2 separate regions of the Homo sapiens genome follow, and region 2 is linked to region 1. Evidence: read pairs that join two places in POLR2A ChIA-PET (ENCODE). Cell type or tissue: B cell. All regions are shown on one strand. Links, peaks and the distances in the headings refer to the core of each region. The heading gives the core; the rest is flanking DNA.

Region 1 (9,014 bases), core at 653-8,652:
CTCTAAAACCCAGTAGGTGGTAATAGGCTCAACTCTTTCTTATTTTTATTTTGCTTTTATTTATTTATTTTTTTAAGAGACAGCGTTGCTGGGCGCAGTGGCTCACGCCTGTAATCCCAGCACTTTGGGAGGCTGAGGCGGGTGGATCACAAGGTCAAGAGATCGAGACCATCCTGGCCAACATGGTGAAATCCCGTCTCTACTAAAAATACAAAAATTAGCTGGGTGTGGTGGCGCGCGCCTGTAATCCCAGCTACTCGGGAGGCTGAGGCAGGAGAATTGCTTGAACCCAGGAGGCGGAGGTTGCAGTGAGCTGAGATCGCGCCACGGCACTCCAGCCTGGCGACAGAGCGAGACTCCATCTCAAGAAAAAAAAGAAAGAGAGAGACAGGGTCTTACCATTTTGCTCAGGCTGGTCTTGAATTCCTGGGCTCAGGCAATCCTCCTGCCTCGGCTTCCCAAAGTGCTAGGATTATGGGCATGAGCCACCGGCCTGGCCCCCAACTCTTTCTTATTTTATATTTTTTCAGAAACAGGTCTTGCTATGCTCTATGCTGCCCCGGCTGTGGTGCAGTGGGTACTCACAGGCACGATCCCACTCTGATCAGCACAGAGTTTTGTGCTGCTTCATTTCCAACTTGGTCCTGTTCACCCTCCTTAGGCAACCTGATGTTCCTCCACTCCTAGGAGGTCACCATATTGATGCCAAATTTAGTGGGGACACCAAATCTGCACAGCCCAGAGTTCCTGGGCTCAAGCTTTCCTCCCGCACCAGCCTCCTGGGTAGCTGAGGCCATAGGTGCACGCCACCACACCCCGCTAATGTTTATTATTATTATTATTATTATTATTATTTTGAGACAGAGTCTCACTCTGTCACCCAGGCTGGAGTGCAGTGGCACAATCTTGGCTCACTGCAACCTCTGCCTCCTGGGTTCAAGCGATTCTCCTGCTTCAGCTTCCCAAGTAGCTGGGATTACGGGCACGTGCTGCAGTGCCCAGCTGATTTCTGTATTTTTAGTAGAGACAGGGTTTCACCATGTTGCCCGCACTGGTCTTGAACTCCTGACCTCAGGTGATCCATCTGCCTCGGCCTCCCAAATTGCTGGGATTACAGGCATGAGCCACCATGCCCAGCCTAATGTTTATTATTTTTTGTAGAGAGGGGGTCTTGCTATGTTGCCCAGGCTGGCTCATAAACTCCTGGCCTCAAGTGATCCTCCTGCTTAAGCCTCCCGATTACAGGCGAGCACCACTGCACTCAGCTCAACTCTCCTTCTTTCAGGTTGATTTCACCATTTAAAACTACCAGCTTAGAGTTTCTTTTGATATAAAACATAAAGACCTAATAAAAATTATTTTTTAAAGGAGGAGCTAAGGAATTATCTTGTAGTGAACCAGGAAATAATTATCACTGATTTTTAAAATCACACTCTTAAATATAGGTATATTTAGTTTAGACTCTACCCTTTTCTATCAACTGGTGCATTCCCATATACCATACTGTTTTAGTTACTGTAGCTTTGTGTTACATTCTCACTGTTGGTCTTTTCTCATTCCTCTTTTTAAAAACATTTTCTCATTTATTCTCACTTGTTTCTTCTTCCAGGGATAAGTTTTAGAAACATCTGGCCAATTTAAAAAAATTACAATAGGATTTCTCTTTGAAACTCTGTTAAGCCTAAAAAATTCATATGAGGAGAATTAACATCATGGCCATTTTTAATATTCTCCTGGCATCTTTTTCTATTTCATAAAGTTCCTCAAAATAGTTTTACCTGCCCTTGTTATTTCCTCAGACAAGTAGATACAATTCTTTGTCAGACCACAAGATGTTTTATAAATTTAAAATTAAGCCAGAAGTGATTTAAACAGCAGCAAATCTGAAAATATAGAAAGGGCTTATCAAACAATGTAGAAGTGGGACTCTTAGCCAAACCAAATGAAAATCCATTAACACTAGACAGCTCATGTGCCTGAATGGAATTTTACCATTAACTACCATTTATCCCACTTAATTAGTATTTTCCTGACACACAATAACTTGCACTAAAATACCATTCTCTCGCCTTTAAATTTCTAATTATTGTTGCGACCTACACCATTACGCATCTCCACTGCTTTCTCCATCTTTCATGCCATTTAAGCGGTAAGATTTTCAATTATCTACGCAGGACGGACAGAGATACTTTTAAGGAAAGGGACATAATATGCAACTCAATTTCTCTAAAAGCCAGGAGAAATCATTTTTAGTCAGAACAAACACACTTTGTCTTTCATCTTTTTTTTTTTTTTGGCAAATAAAGAGTAAAACAGGCTATTTAAAACATCCATTTAAATGCAAATTTTGATATCCCAAGAGAAAAATGTTAATCATTTAAATAGACAGGATTATCGCCCACCCTTACCACTTCCCTCCTCTCCCAAGTTTTAGAAAACGTAGCCTTAGCCCACACAAGTCAAGTCAGCCAGGAGTCCTTACATCTTAAGAACTCCCACTCAGATGAGAGGGCTGAGGCAGATAGAGGGGGACTTTTCCTTCTTTTGAGGAAGGAGATGGAAAAGAGAGAAAATAGTCTAACATATCCTATAAGCCAGGCATGGGGCAATATTATAAATACAAACACACACACACACACACACACATGCATGCACACACACACACCCACACTTAATCATCACAACTGTCTTGGAACGGGGAATTATCATCCTCATCTACAGACAAGGAAACTGAGGCTTAGAAAGGTGAAGCAGTTTGCCCCACTGGTAGGTGACCCAGTTGGGAGTAGAGGCCTCCATAGCCCTCCCAGTCCATGGTGACCTGCGGTCCTGTCCAGACTCACCCAGCATCCCCATGCCAAGCATGAACGCGTCCATGGTGTAAGGCAGTCCCCGGGCCCGGCCTCTTGTCCCAGGTGGGAACATGACTTCTTTCGGCTGAGCTTTCTTACATTCTACCTGTTAAACAGAAAGGCGAACAAATGAGATGCAAATGAATTCCACGTAAATGTCAAATGCAGAACCTGTCTGGTTATGAGCTAAGTTATTTTTAGCCTTGCTCCTTACCCACTGTAAAAATAGCCATGCCGAGTAAATGGCCTGCAAAATAAATACTTAAGAAAACACGCCACTTGTGCAAATCCTGCTTCGGAAAAACCTACAAGGATGAAACTGGGTTCTGGAGGGGTGGCAAGGACGTAAGCTGCAGATATACACACAGATTGAAGCTCAGGCTGACGCTCGTGCAGAAAGCATGACAGATAAGGAGGCAGACAATGGCTGTTGGATGTGTCTGTGAATAATAACAACAATAGCAATAATAATAATCCCTCAGGATTTTTCAGCCCTTTACACATTTACAAATGCCCCTGACATTCTCTCAGGCCAGTGACTCTTCATGCCAGGCCATCTGATTCAAACTCTTATTAAACAGACAGACCACTTAGCCTTAGCTCCAGTTCACAGATGAGAAAACAGAGCATCAGAAGTTTTGTGTTGGCTGGGCGTGGGGGATCATGTTTGTAATCCCAGCACTGTGGGAGGTGGAGGCAGGTGAATCAGCTTGAGCCCAGGCGTTTCAGATCAGCCTGGCAACATGGTGAAACCCCGTCTGTACTAAAAAAATACAAAAAACTAGGCAGGTGTGGTGGCACACACCTGTAGTCCCAGCTACCTGGGAGGCTGAGGTAGGGGGATCACCTGAGTCTGGGAGGTCAAGGCTGCAGTGAGCCATGATCACGCCACTGCACTCCAGCCTGGGTGACACAGCGAGACCCTGTCTTAAAAAAAAAAAAAAAAAAAAATTCTTGTGCAACATGCTGAAAGCCCTCCCCAACAGGTTCAGGCCTACAAACCAGATCTTTAGAATTTCTAGGTCAGCAATGCCACATTTCCACAAAACCTACACCACCACCACACTCCTGAGGGAAGTAATAAGATTAAACACTGATTCTGTTCATCTGGATTACTAGTTTCTCATTTGCAGCTACATTTTCAAGTGGTTGCTAATCTCCCCTTTCTGTTTCCCTTCTGACTCTCAAATTTCTTCATGCTAATCTGCTTGTATACCCAGAGGTCACTTATTTAATAACCTTAACTATGCGAACTATAAACCTCAGGGAATAAGTAAAACTGTGGCCCTCGGAAGCTCCTTCACTGTTTTACCAGAGCGCCTTAGGCCTGTGCTTATTAGCACTTATTTGCTTTTTGTTTACAGAGAAATTTAACAAGCATTGTTAGCCAGTCATCAATCCCACTGCTGATGAAGATGGGATGTTGCAGGGTAAGGCACGGATGCTTTTAACAGCCAAAAGAAACAGCATGGCCGCCTGATAGTGACGGAGAAAAGACAAGAAACAGGTATCTTATTTAAATGACGGAGAAAAGACAAGAAACAGGTATCTTATTTAAAGAGCAGTCTGGGCCATATGGTATAGGAACAAAAGCTCTACATAGTTCAACAGCTGCTGAGGTATCACTGTAACACAGAAAATTGCTATTGTTCACAGGTGTGCCTGAGATAGCAAGAAAAAGTTAAACTGTGTGCAATATACATTGTTTAAACAGAGACCTCTAGGCCGGACGTGGTGGCTCACACCTGTAATCCCAACACTTTGGGAGGCTAAGGCAGGCAGACTGCTTGAGTCCAGGAGTTCGAGACCAGCCTGGCTATCGTGGCAAAACCCTGTCTCTACTAAAAATACAAAAAAATTAGCCAGGTGTGGTGGCATGCTCCTGTAATCCCAGCTACTTGGGAGGCTAAGGCAGAAGAATCGCTTGAACCCGGGAGGTGGAGGGTGTAGTGAGCCGAGATCGCACCACTGTACTCCAGCCTGGGCGACAGAGCGAGACTCTATCTCAAAAAATAAAAAAAATAAATAAAACGAAAATAAAAAAGGAACCTCTATGGGTTATCCATTTTGGAGATACTCACATCCCAAATACTTCAATCAAAAAATATTTTAGTGCTCAAGGTTAGGGGGATGCTATAATTACCTAAGATATAAGTCACCTTTCTTCAAAGACACCGGACAACAGGTATTACTCTTGCTCTTTCAAGAATAACCACAAATGCCTTAAAAAGTGGACAAAATGGTTCAACATTCATGACTAATATGCTTAATACAGAGTTCTATAGATTAAAAGAGATGAGCATCCCAAAACAGACATGGGTAAAAGACAGGAGTAGACAATTCACAGACGGCTAATAAAGAACACATTCCCCAAGATGAAGCATATTTTTTGCCCACAGATTGACAGTGATGAAAGCATTGTTTGATGTAAGGGTTTCTGACGGTATAGTGTGGAGGGGTGGAAATTGGCACGTATTTTTCTGGAGGGCAACCAGACACTACATCAAAAGCCATAAATTTATACATACACCTAGTAATCTTACCTCTAGGAATTTGCCCTACCGGAATTAGAATTTTTTTTTTTAATAAAAGGAAATACCTAAAATATAGAAGAACAGGGAATTAGCTGAGTTTGGATTATCCACACTGATTGAATGCTATGCAGCTATGAAAAAGTGTGTTGATAATAATCATGCACTGGTACTGGGAAACCCCTCAGTCCCAGGCAAACCAGGATGATGGGTTTCTTTAACTGCAAGCGGGAAAACAGCAAATGTCACTGACTTTTTGAAAAATAAACAAGTGCATATATCATATAGGGAAAAATACTGAAAAGACATACTAAAGTTGTCTTAGAATCACTCTGTTTTTAAATTTTAATTGGGCATTTTGCTAGTTATTTTCTAAGCTTTCTGCTAAGCAACAGGGAGCAGGTTTTTGTAAGATAATGCAATAGACTGTCACTGATAGGGCTATTAGAATATTGTCATTGCAGGTAGGGGGGAAAGGTGATTGAAAACAACAAACTCATCCAAATTGGCTCTTTTAGGTTTCTCTCCTAAGCCCAGGGGTGAAAACTGGCTTCAGGACTCCAGAGGAGCAGGCTGAGAAATCTCATTTGCATGAACCTGCCCCAAGCCTAGGAAGATGGGCGTGTCTCGCACAGGCAGACAGATAATTACCCAAAGCCAACACCAGCAAGGGGAATAATACCGCTAACCAGCTCACTTCCTAATAGCCCTATCGGTGACAATCTACTGCATTGTCTTATGAAAACCTGCTGCCTGTTCCTAGGCAACCCGATCAACGGAAATCTCAGGTTTATACAATTTTCATTTAGGGAACATAAAGGTTAACTGACTGTAATGGGAGTGTTTTAAACAAACCCACCTACTCTTCCTCTCACTGAACAGGGCTGACAGCTCTGTTTAATTCTGCTCTGTCTTTGCTGCTGGTGGTTTGGGCAGCAATGACTGTCTGAGTGCCAACCACCTGCTGGGTCAACGGTGAGTGTTCCCCAAGGCCAGGGGCCATGGCGCATACACTCTCCAGGGGACCCTGGCCTGTCCTGGGCATCTGAATGACAGGGGAAGGCAGCAGGTAACAGTTAACAGCAGGGAACCTGGCCTGCCTGCCCTGAAGGCCTCTTGAAAGACTTCTCAGGACCAGGAAGCCTGTCCAGTCCCCTCCACCCCCGAGACTCAGCCACTTAATTCAATGACGCAGATGCGGAGGAACTCAACACGCCAGGCAAGTGCTAGGCTTTGGGGACCCAAAGATAAATAAGGAAAGCCTCCACCTCTCTGAGAGCTCTCATTGTATTGAAAAAGAAGAGGCTCTGACTGTCTTGTTCTCCTAAGATGAATGCAAGTACTCACACATCAACCTGCCCCTCGCTGCTTCTGCACTTGTTAGCCTCTCGAGCGTCTTGAGTTAGCCCACATCGGGTCACCTTCCCCTGCTGTCCTCCCCCAGGCCCTGCATAAGCCAGAGAGCTTGGCATGAACAACCCGGGTGACAGTCAGAACCCAAAAAGGGTAAAAAGTGGTCTATCTTTTCGGTTCTAGTCATGTACTTAGGCTATCTGGTCACATGCTCTGTTCCAGGTATCTACTGCTGAGCAACAAACTGCCCCCAAACTTAGTGGCTTTGAGCAACAATTTAATCATCCTTCCTCAGGGTTCTGTGGGGTGACCGGCTCAGCTGGGCTCTTGCTGGTGGTCTCATGGCGCTGTGGTCAGGTGGTGACTGGGGCTGAGGCCAGAGGAGGCCTCAACGAGGCTGGAGGCCCAAGATGGCTCCTCGCTCACATGGCAGGCAGCCACACTGGTTTGGCTGGGCCTGCTGATGGGGCGTCCACCATGGCTTCTCCATGGCGCCTGGTCTTGTCACAATATGGTGGCTAAGTCCCAAGAGGAAGTGTCCCAAGCACAAGCATTCCAACAGACTCAGGCAGAAGCTGCAAGGCTTCTTCTAACCTAGCCTTGGGACTCACAGTGTTCCCTCCCACACATTCTACTGGTGACACTGGGCCAGCCTAGAGTCCGTGTGGGAGGGGGCTCTAGGGATAATCTTTGGAGACCAACAACCACATGTGGTCGGTGAAGGGCAGTGAGCTGACAGGGCAGCAGGAGGCACTCCTCACACTCTGGCTTTTGGCTGGCTGGGTCCTTGGAGCAGTGGGCACCTAGGGCTGCTCTCACCACAGGGCAGAGGGCAGGGCACGGGGGCTCCCTTCCCACTGTAGCCCCACACAGGCCTGCCTGGCTCCCCATGGTCCTCTAAAACAAAACAAATGTGGTGCTCATGGGGACCAGGCCTCTTGCTGCAGGTATTTTGGCCCCACCTCCTAAGACTTCCCCTTGAGGAAGGCCCACCTCCCAGTCTCAGTCCTTGAGTCTCCTGCACCAACGGCTTCTCACAGTGGCTGCTGCTACTGCTGCTACTGTTTCAAATAGCAACTGACCAGAGCAGTCTATTCAAGGGGCAAGAAATGCAGTGAGATGTTCCATCTGACTGAGCACTTGTAAGAAGCCTCAGAGGCCACTGATGACCAACTGCTTATACCAGAAGGACCAGGTCTCTGTTTTCAAGGTGCACAGCTGGCAATGCCACAAAACACTCCCAATACCAGGGATGTGCCAACACCCCCCACCCCAACAAAATTGATGGGATTTGTTCTGAAATTTTCTTCTCCCAATATGCTGCTTTGTTCGACAAACTGGCCTTAGAAGAGAGGGTGTGGCTTCCTCATAGTCCCCATGGTAATGGGTTCAGAATAATGACCTAGCCCCTGGACACCTAGCCCCTGGACACCTAGGGCAGCAGCATGTTCCTTTAGAGAACAAAACGAAGGCCTGATGGGAGTGTGGCCCCTGTGGTCGCTAACACTCTTGTCCTTGCTGCCCACTGGGTTGGGTGCCTCCTCCCATCAGCATCCACAGCAACTCAGCAAGGAGGTTTGCAGTTTCTAACTCCTTACTCAGGAATCATTTCAAATTTACAGAAAAGTTGCAAGGAGAGTATCCTTTACCAGAATTCACCTACTGCTAACATTTTGTTACTTTTGCCTTATCATTTGCACACACTCCTGAGCCCTCTATATGTAGAATTTTTTTTTTTTTTAGACGGAGTCTTGCTGTGTCGCTCAGGCTGGAGTGCAGTGGCGTGACCTCAGCTCACTGCAACCTCCGCCTCCCGGGTTCAAGTGATTCTCCTGCCTCAGTCTCCCGAGTAGCTGGGACTATAGGTGCACGCCACCACGCCCTGCTAATTTTTGTATTTTTAGTAGAGACAGGGGTTTCACCACATTGGCCAGGCTGGTCTCGAACTCCTGACCTCGTGATCTTCCCGCCTCAGCCTCCCGAAGTGCTGGGATTACAGACGTGAGCCACTGCACCTGGCCAGGATTTTTTTTTCCATTTGAGAGTAAGTTGGTATGCGTTTCATAAACATGAGGGCATTTTCTTACGTAATCATAGCACAGTTATCAGTCTCAGTACGTTTAACATTAATGCAATACTTTACCTTCCATACGCTTGTTTTGCCAGCGGACCCGATAATGACCTTTATAGCTATATATCCATCCCACGGAGCAGGAAACTGAGGCTCAGACTCAGACATCTAACCTGTGGTCCAGACCCAGTACCTGTGTGCAGGGCT
Region 2 (9,014 bases), core at 549-8,548, 87 kb after region 1:
CTTTCCTCTAGTTCTGGGCTCCACACATTTTAGAGTTGGTCCTGCCCCCACTGCAGGCATCTTCAGCTCTGGCAGGTCCGAGGGTGCTAGCAGAGGTTCTGGCTTGGCTGGGGGCAGGAGTGTGCATGCACCAAGGCCCTGCCCACGCTCCTTCCTGCCAGTGCCCACCAGGACTCCTGGAGAGCCAGCAATGATGTCCCGAAGCCATTCTGAGCAGCGGGCCTTCCAACAGACCATCCTCCACCTCACAACGGGCAAAAAACTCTTCCCACGCCCGTCCCAGACGAACCGCCACCCCATCTCTGCGGCCCAGCACTTTCCTTTCTCCCTTTTGGAAAAAGGGAAGAGGCTTCACCCACAGCAACAGGGATCTGGTTAAAAATAAGAGAGGACTTTTCCCGGCACATCCTCTGGGCCTTCACCCAGAAGTCCAAAGTCCGGTGTTTCAACCCCACCTCTGCCATGACCAGCCCTCTCCCTGCCCGGCTCTGAGAGTTAATGAGACGATACCAGTGTGAGCCCCCAGCACAGGGCTTGACACACAGCAGATCAAAAAATACTTTCACTGATTTTCAAAATAAAAGGACAACAGTATCACCTGGGGGCAACTCTGGAATCTCCCAGGACTATGAATTCTAACACTGAACACCAGGTGCCAAACTCAAATGGGCATCACCCACCCTGAAAATAAATAGCTGGCAGTGCTCTTTTTAACAAATGCATTCCCATCTGGACACAGCAGAGAAACAGCAGAATTTGAAATCAATAGTCCTGAGACCCTGCTCAGCCATGGGTCTCTCAGTTGCCTCCTCTGAGCCTTGGTTATTTTTCCAACCGGACGGAGGTGATGATAACGCTAATAATAAGAGCTAACATTTACGCACAATTGACTAGATGCTTGGCATTACACTCTCCGAGCAATCCTGTGAGGAGGTTCTATGATTACCCCCATCCTACAGATGAATAAACTGAGGCATAAAGAAGTTAAGTGATTTTTCCCAATGTCACAACAACCCTCCAGGGGCTGCTGTGAAGGTCACATTAGGAGATGCATCTGGAAGTCCGGCTTGGAAACCATAAAGCTAGATTGACAGAATGTGGATGATGATGGAGGATAATCCTCAATTGCCCACCACGGGCACCACCTTCATCTCACTCACTGGGCTCTCACTCCCCAGCAATGCAGTGGACAAAATCGATCATTCCACACCTGCATGCCCCTCCTTTCTCTCCCTGCTTCTCCACTGCTCCCCACCCTCCACCCCCTGCCATCTCTTCCCTCCATAAATACCACTTGACACCACTGTTGTGCACCCAATGCTCCATTCTCCCATTCTGAGGATGCTGTAGAGGGATGCATTTGAAGCCAGATTACCAGACGCACTCAGGATATCCCCCTCCTTCTCCCAGCCCCGCCAGCAATGATTCCCACTCCACTCCTTCTTGCCTTTCACTCACTCTGCCTTCTCCAAACAGGAAAGACATACAGTCAGTGCTGGGTAACTGTTTCTAATCACAGGTGACAGCAGGAATGTAAACAACACAGGAAACATCTAAATGCGATCCAAGTGGCAAGGAAATGCTGCTCACTCACAGGCTCCCTCCCTTGAGGGCACCAGCACACCATTTCCTGCCACCCCCTTAGGAAGCTCTGCTCATTAACACCCTGTTAATAGGAACCCCAGAAACCTGAGCTTCCGGAGAACAGAACACTAAGTCATCACCTCCTTTGACTCTGCTACCTCCAGGGAGGACTTTTCTAGATGCCTCCAATTTTTCTGTTTAAAGCAATAAATTTAATGTGTTCTTTTTGGGGAAGGAAGAGACTAAGGGCAGGGCCAGAGACCCTTTTGAGAATTTGTCCAAACCTAGGGATCTTCACCCAAGAAAAGTATAAACATATGACATTTTGCATGTCATTGCAGAGGTTCATAGACTCCAGGTTAAGACCCATTTTTTGTAAAGTGGATGGGACAGAAGCAGCACAGGGAAAAACACAATTAAGTACAGATGCCCTCTACACATTCCAGAGGCCCCACGGAGCATTCCCAAGGCTGTAATCACTACACACCCAACGAACCTACAATGTTTTATTTTGATTTTTTGGCTCTTTAGATTGACAGTCTGCTCCTAAAGAACCTCCTTCAATACAAATTGATAACTCAATTGAGTCACTGCTGTGAATAATTTCCACTTGGATCGCTTAGTGCCGAGGTTAGCAAGGGACCCAGAAAGGCAGGATTAGAGAGGTACATCTGAATATGTGTGTCAGGGATGGCTGCATAACTAAACAGGAGTTCCTAGGCCAGAAGGAAATGGTTTTTCAGCTATCCAGTACTGGAACTCTTTGTGCTACTGGGACTCTCCGTGAATAAAGATCTTCAATGGATGGTCACCTCTACCTGCTTGACTCTGGACTCTTCACTGTATCTTTTGTCAGTGGGACTGGGGATGACAGACAGAGAGGCCAGGAGAGGGTGAACGCAACCCTCTTACACTGGGGTAATCTTACCTCTGTGCCTGTTGGTAGTTTTATCAAACATCAGCATTGCATCTTCCACCTGCAAAACAAATATAGAATACAGGCTGCCTTAGGAATTTTAAGAAAGTACACAAAACATTATATGCATGTCGGGGGGTGAGGGGGTAGTTTCCATTACAGAAGTAATAGTTGCTTATCAAAAAATATTTGAAAATGCAAAAAAGTAGAAAGAAAAAAAAACAGTGGTCTTTCCACTCCACACCGTTGTATACAGTTAACATTTTATATAGTTCCCTTTAGTGTCTGCTTTTTATTTTTTGAGACAGGGTCTCACTCTGTCACCCAGGCTAGAGTGCAGTGGCACCATCACGGCTCACTGCAGTCTCGACCTCCTGAGCTCAAGCAATCCTCCTGCCTCAGCTTCCTGAGTAGCTGGGACTACAGGCATGTACCATCATGCCCAGTTATTTTATTTTATTTTTTTAGAGACAGGGTCCCACTATGTTGCTCAGACTGGTCTTGAACTCCTGGGCTCAAGTGATCCTCCTGCAGCAGCCTTTCAAAGCGCTGAGATTATAGGTGTGAGCCACTGCTCCAGGCCTGGAGTATTTTTTTTCTAAAGAAAGAAAAAACTATGACTATTTCAATATAGTTTAAATCATATAGTATATGGAATTTGTCCTTTTGTTAACCTGTAACATTACAATATGGCAAACAATTTCCAGGTTAGTATATCATGTATACTACTATCTTGACCGATGCATATTTCCCAGTGTAAGAAGCCATAGCTTACTTAATTATTGCCCTTCTAATAGACATGTGAATTGTTTTTAGTGATAAACAGTGAAGCTTGAACATCCTGATTGTTATGGGCTCAACTGTGTCTCCCAAAATTCATAGTTGAAGTCCTAACCCCCAGGACCTCAAAATGTGACCGTATTTGGAGAGAGGTTCTTCAAAGAAGTAATTAATTTAAAATGAGATCATTAGGGTGGGCCCTAATCCAATATGACTGGTGTCCTTATCAGAAGAGATTAGGACACAAACACAAACAGGGAAGACCATGTGCCAACACAGGGAGAAGACTGCAAGCCAAGGAGAGAGGCCTCAGAAGAAACCAACCCTGCCACACCTTGATCTTGAACTTCTAGCCTCCAGAATTGTGAGAAAATACATTTCTGTTGTTTTAGCCCTCCAATCTGCGTTACTTTATTATGGCAGTACTAGCAAACAAATACACTGATGCTAGGACCTTTTTAAAAACATCAAAGAGAAGAACATAATAAAATAGCAAAGGCGTCCTCTGTCTCTCTTGCTAATCCCTTCCAGACCCCTCCCACGCATCCTGTAACCCCTTCTGCATGTTTCTGGCAATAAGATTTCAGGGTCCACACTCAACTCCCACGTAGAGCTCAAGGAACTCACACTTAATGAACCAGATTCCGCTCTGGAATGCACTCCTTTTATGAGTATTTATGACCCACTCCTTTATCCCACAGAGCACACATCTTTAGCACAGGTGTTTGTCCTCACCCTTCAGCTACGCACCGGGGGAGGGCACCTGGTCTGACCAGTGTGCAGCCTACTCTCTTCATTTACTTTGTGCTCAAGGTTGATGGTAAAAATACAACCCAGTCCGTGTGGCTGTAGGGGGGGTAAAACTGTTAGCGGGGGGCCCTGTCCTCAGAGCAATTTCACTGTGTGCCTGTGGCTAAGAAGGACTGAGCACCGTTGATGTGCACTCAAAGGCTCACAAATGAGCTTGGGGGCTGGCGCTAATCCCTTTGAGAAAAGGAATCGTGGGCTATTCATGCCTCACTCCTCCCAGACTACAATCTCCAATGGAGGGGAAGACGCTGGGCAAAGCAATAAACCAAGGTTTAAAATGGTGCCTGCAGACAAATCAAACGTATTTTTCTAGATGCGATCAAATGTAATAGGGGGAAGAGCAAAGTCAAGGTAAGAATGGAAGATGGGGGTAGGCAAGCCGGTCATAAACCTCAAAGGGACTGGCCTGGCTTAAAAATCTCTTCTCAAGTCAGGGCCCCCTTTTGTTGCTAAGCAACCAAGCCTGAACAAACAGGCTCCTGGGGCCTTCCCCTTCTGCTCCCCATTTCTGAAGTCAGTTACTGGGAGGAAAATGGCCTGGCATGGTGGCTCCTCCAGCAGGCAGCTGCCCCCTCTCTCCCAGGCACCAGGATGATGGGAGTGGGCAATGCTAGTTTGGAGATCCCCATGCCCATCCCAGGCAGGACAAACTCCTTTTGGGCAGGCTTCAAGAGCCCCCGCCGACGGTAACCTGCTGGGGCCACACACACAACAGCCGTTCCACCTCCCGTGCACCACACAGGCAAAATCACCATAAGATCAACTGGTGTGTTTGTACACAGAGCAGTCACACTCGAGCATATGGTGATATGAGCATATCTCAGACTCAGACCCTGGGACTCAATAGGAATTCGAATGCCTGGGGTGTGGGTGGGTGGGTGGGGGATGAGTCCTGCCAGGTATCACGCAGGTAAATGTGACATCTGTTTTGCACCCATCTCCATATTTTCTAAGACTTTTGCCAAATCCTTATTTTGAACTGAAAATGCCTAACAGTAAGGAAAACAGCTGCCCTTCTGTGCTGGCCATGTTTTGGTACTGGGACTCAGATTCCCTTAGGAAATAAATGTTTTGGATTTTTTTTAAAACGTATTTTCAAAACCTCCTTTCAACAGTGCATAATTGGCTCTCCTTTTCCTTCCTAAGTTTGGACGTTTTCTAATAGCGCCCTCTCAACATTCGCTCCACCCTGGTGAGCGTGGGGGAGGATCTGTATATGTTTTTAGGGCAACCATTGTCATAAAGAATACAGCTCTTTCCTCTGTAGTCCGGCTGTACAATGGGGCTCGCAAAGACCTCCTGAATAGATAAAGTGTCAGGACGAAAGAAAAATTCTATTAACACGTTACAAAATACAACATCTAAGAAGGAGCTAGAGAGGAAAGAGAAACGGGAGAAAAATCAATATGGATAAGTCCCAGTGCTTGGGGGTAGAAAACTTTTCAGCAATTGCAAAATACTTATTAATTCAGAGAAGCCATCAATGCGATGGAAATCTGGCAGAACAGCAAGAGCTGAAACTAGAAGAATTTGAATATACAAAGACTGAATAGAATGAAAAACACAGTCTCACATACGAGACTGTTTCTCACGGTTCTATGTGAATCAAACAGAAGCGGCTTGTGTGAGTCAAGGGAAAATAAGGGGCACAGTTAAGGTAACTGGTATTCAATCCTGGAGCCAGCCAGCTGATAACTCTCTCGGTCTCTGTCTTTGTCTCTCTCTCTCTCTCTCTGTCACACACACACACACACACACACACACACACACACACACACACACACACACACCCAGGTATATCAGGGGGCTATGAAGACTCATCAACATGAACACACAGGCCAGGCCTCATTCAAGATGCTAGGAGAGCCCAAAAGCTTAGGGGAAGCTGGGAACAGGAGTTTTTCTTTTTTCTTTTTTTTCCTTTGAGACAGTCTCATTCTGTCACCCAGGCTGGAGTGCAATGGCATGATCTTGGCTCACTGCTACCCCCGCCTCCTGGGTTCAAGTGATTCTCCTGCCTCAGCCTCCTGAGTAGCTGGGATTACAGGCATGCACCACCATGCCTGGCTAATTTTTGTATTTTTAGTAGAGACGGGGTTTCACCACATTGGTCAGGCTGGTCTTGAACTCCTGACCTTGTGATCCACCTACCTTGGCCTCCCAAAGTGCTGGGATTACAGGTGTGAGCCACTGTGCCCGGCCAGGAACAGGAGTTTCTCTAACCCCTTATGAAATACCCCTTCTAGGGACACCACCCTCATCCTTATGATTAACTCTGGTACTTACTTCATGTTGACAACGCGCTCACCTGCCTTACAAAATTCTTTGTACCTGAAATGGGCACCTGCAGGCCTAGTGGCTCCCCTGAGGGAGACAGAAGGACAAGAGGTGTCTGATCCTCAGCATGATTTGTCCCATGTCCTGGCAGAACCCTGGTCTGTTTTGGGAAAAGGAGCTTATTCCAACCTTGAGATGTACCTTGTAATAACTTGGGGCAGGTTTGAGATATGGCCCTGACATCTTTAGTGGTGTATCTTTGTGAATGAAAAAGCAAAATAGGCCGGATATGCTGGCTCATGTCTAGTAATCCCAGCACTTTAGGAGGCTGAGGTGGGAAAATCGCTTGAGGCCAGGAGTTTGAGACCAGCCTGGGCAACATAGCAAGACCTCATCTCTACAAAAAAATACTAAAAACTTAGCCAGGCATTGTGGCACACACCAGTGGTTCCAACTACTCAGATGGCTGAGATGGTAAGATTGCTTGAGCCTGGGAGGTTGAGGCTGTAGTGAACCATGACTGCACCACTGCACTCCAGCCTGAGCTACAGAGCGAGACCCTGTCTCAAAACACAACCTCCCCCACCTGCCCCCCCCAAAAAAGCAAAGTAAAGTAACATTTAGGTAAGCTGGTGGGGAATGGGATGCCTCTGTCTTTGTCCTGACACCAGAAGGTATTGAACATATTTCTGACTACTGCACGGTTCAGACTATGCTGTAATATCCTCAGAAGTATGTGAGAGTCAACAAAGGGGACCTAATCTGTTAGTTTCTATGGCTGCTGGAGTTGGGGCAGGGATTCTCAAATATCATCCACATCAGAATCATCATCAGAGGGACTGTTAAGCCACAGATCTCCCGGGGGCCTCAGAGCCAGAGTGACTGATTCAGTAGTATTTGCATTTCTAACAAGCTCCCAGGTGATGCTGATGCAGCTGCTGGCCCAGAGACCCCTCTTTCCATGAGCTACTCTAAGGGTAAGAAGCAAGAGCAAAGGTTAAAGACACTGGGCAGAGGTTGCTTCTTCCTCTTTAACATACACTCAGTGGTCAATACATGAAACAAAATTTCCCATCTAGGAGCAAGTTCCACACTTCAGTGTGGCAAGTTCTCCCTCTCTTTGTTCCCCTTCTCTCAGATGTTTATATTCTAAAATCCTAAAAATGATGATGGTAGACCCCACGATGGAAAAGATGATAAGAAGAGGGATTTCTTAGTGGCAACCAACTTGCCCTGCACCCGATGAAAGAAAAATCCAGATTCTACTAGGATGACATAAACTTTCCTTCTAACAGATAAACTCTTATTCACAGATAAACTCATGTCTAGATCTATCTAACAGATAAACTCATGTCTAGATTATGCAGCCAATCCAATCTTGAATAGAAAACTTAGCAAATGGTAACTTTATTTACTTTTATGCAACATGCATGTATGAGGCATTCGCTATTTGCAAAACATCAGCCTAAGTACAAATAAAAGACAACTCACACAGGTCTATGGTGGACTGATGATATGAATGGTCTCACACCCGTTCCTCTGTGAGTTTGCGGTCCTTCTCCCCCAAAGAGGTGGAGTCTACTTTCATCCCTTGAATCTGGGCTTAATTTGTTAGGGCTAATAAAATGCGGTGGGGGGAAGAGTATGCCTGTTTTGGGCCTAGCCTTAAGAGGATTTGCAAGTTCCTGCTTGTTCTCTCTTGCACCTCTGCCATCACCATGACAAGGGCATGCCCAGGCTAGCCTGATGCAGGATGGGTGGCACATGGAGCAGGGCCAACTTCCCTGTGCCGAGGCCAGCCTAGATGGGTGGACAGCCAGTCACCCTCAAAGCATGCAAGTGAGGCCAGCCAGGATCAGCAGAACCACTCCAAGTTTACTCCAAACACGTGAGATAAACAGTTACTGCCTGCCCCTGAAGTTTTGGGGTTAGTTACACAGCATTCTTGTGGCCATAGGTAACTCATACGTGGTCCTCATTCTAAAAAAATCCCCCAAAACAACAAAGAAAGCTTGTAATCAGAAGATAGACAGTCTAAAATAATACTAGAAAGCAAAGGAAAGAAAAGGGGCAGAATAAGGGAAAGTGCTAAATGTGGCAGAGAATTAAACTATCAGGTTCCACATTCCACATGGAGCACGCTCTTCATGGAACATTCCACATGGAACACAGGCATTAAGGTGTGGACGGACCTCTTCTAAATCTCACCCCATCAGCAAGGTTGGAGACAGAGATCCTAGAAGCGCCAAGAGAAACTGGCAACATGTTCCTCACTAAATGAGCACCGTGAAAATCAGCAATAATTACCACTCAAGTCAGTGGGTGATGCCTCTCTAATCCTAATTCATTTAGTGAATGAGTGAACCCTCTTTCTAATGAGTCAAAAGATTTATTGTGAGCCAGGCATTCTTGCTGGGTGATTTTAGAAGTAGCCAGATGGTACTGACCACATCCAGGGGTTAGACTTGAGACAGCCCAGCTCACGTGCTGGCTGAATAGGAAAACTTTAAAGACGCAATGCAGGCCGGGCGTGGTGGCTCACGCCTGTAATCCCAACACTTTGGGAGGCAGAGGTGGGCAGGTCACTGAGGTCAGGAGTTCGAGACCAGCCTGGCCAACATAGTGAAATCCCGTCTCTACTAAAAAT

What was found. ChIA-PET counts read pairs that join two places held together with the same protein. Peaks named below come from ENCODE experiments on the same cell type or tissue, not always from the same donor. Only the 100,000 strongest peaks of a DNase experiment are listed, where the experiment ranks them.
Region 2: POLR2A ChIA-PET joins it to region 1 with 6 read pairs; 3 of 35 experiments call an interaction of 5 or more read pairs at or near these places.

The regions. Positions count from the first base shown.
Region 1 is chr17:57,609,914-57,618,927 of GRCh38, reverse strand. MSI2 (musashi RNA binding protein 2) reads right to left here. Exons shown (of 14, transcript NM_138962.4): 9 at 2,844-2,958. It also overlaps the pseudogene RN7SL449P. Among named protein-coding and RNA genes, the nearest start is that of MSI2-AS1, 6.0 kb to the right of the region's middle. In B cell, for the core only: no CTCF peak of the experiment used is centred there; a DNase peak (open chromatin) is centred at 6,077.
Region 2 is chr17:57,523,223-57,532,236 of GRCh38, reverse strand. MSI2 (musashi RNA binding protein 2) reads right to left here. Exons shown (of 14, transcript NM_138962.4): 7 at 2,513-2,561. It overlaps LOC101927557 (a long non-coding RNA gene), which reads left to right and starts at 8,640. Exons shown (of 3, transcript NR_110808.1): 1 at 8,640-8,681. RefSeq lists enhancers at 3,597-4,429, 7,305-8,504. In B cell, for the core only: no CTCF peak of the experiment used is centred there; DNase peaks (open chromatin) are centred at 4,545 and 6,895.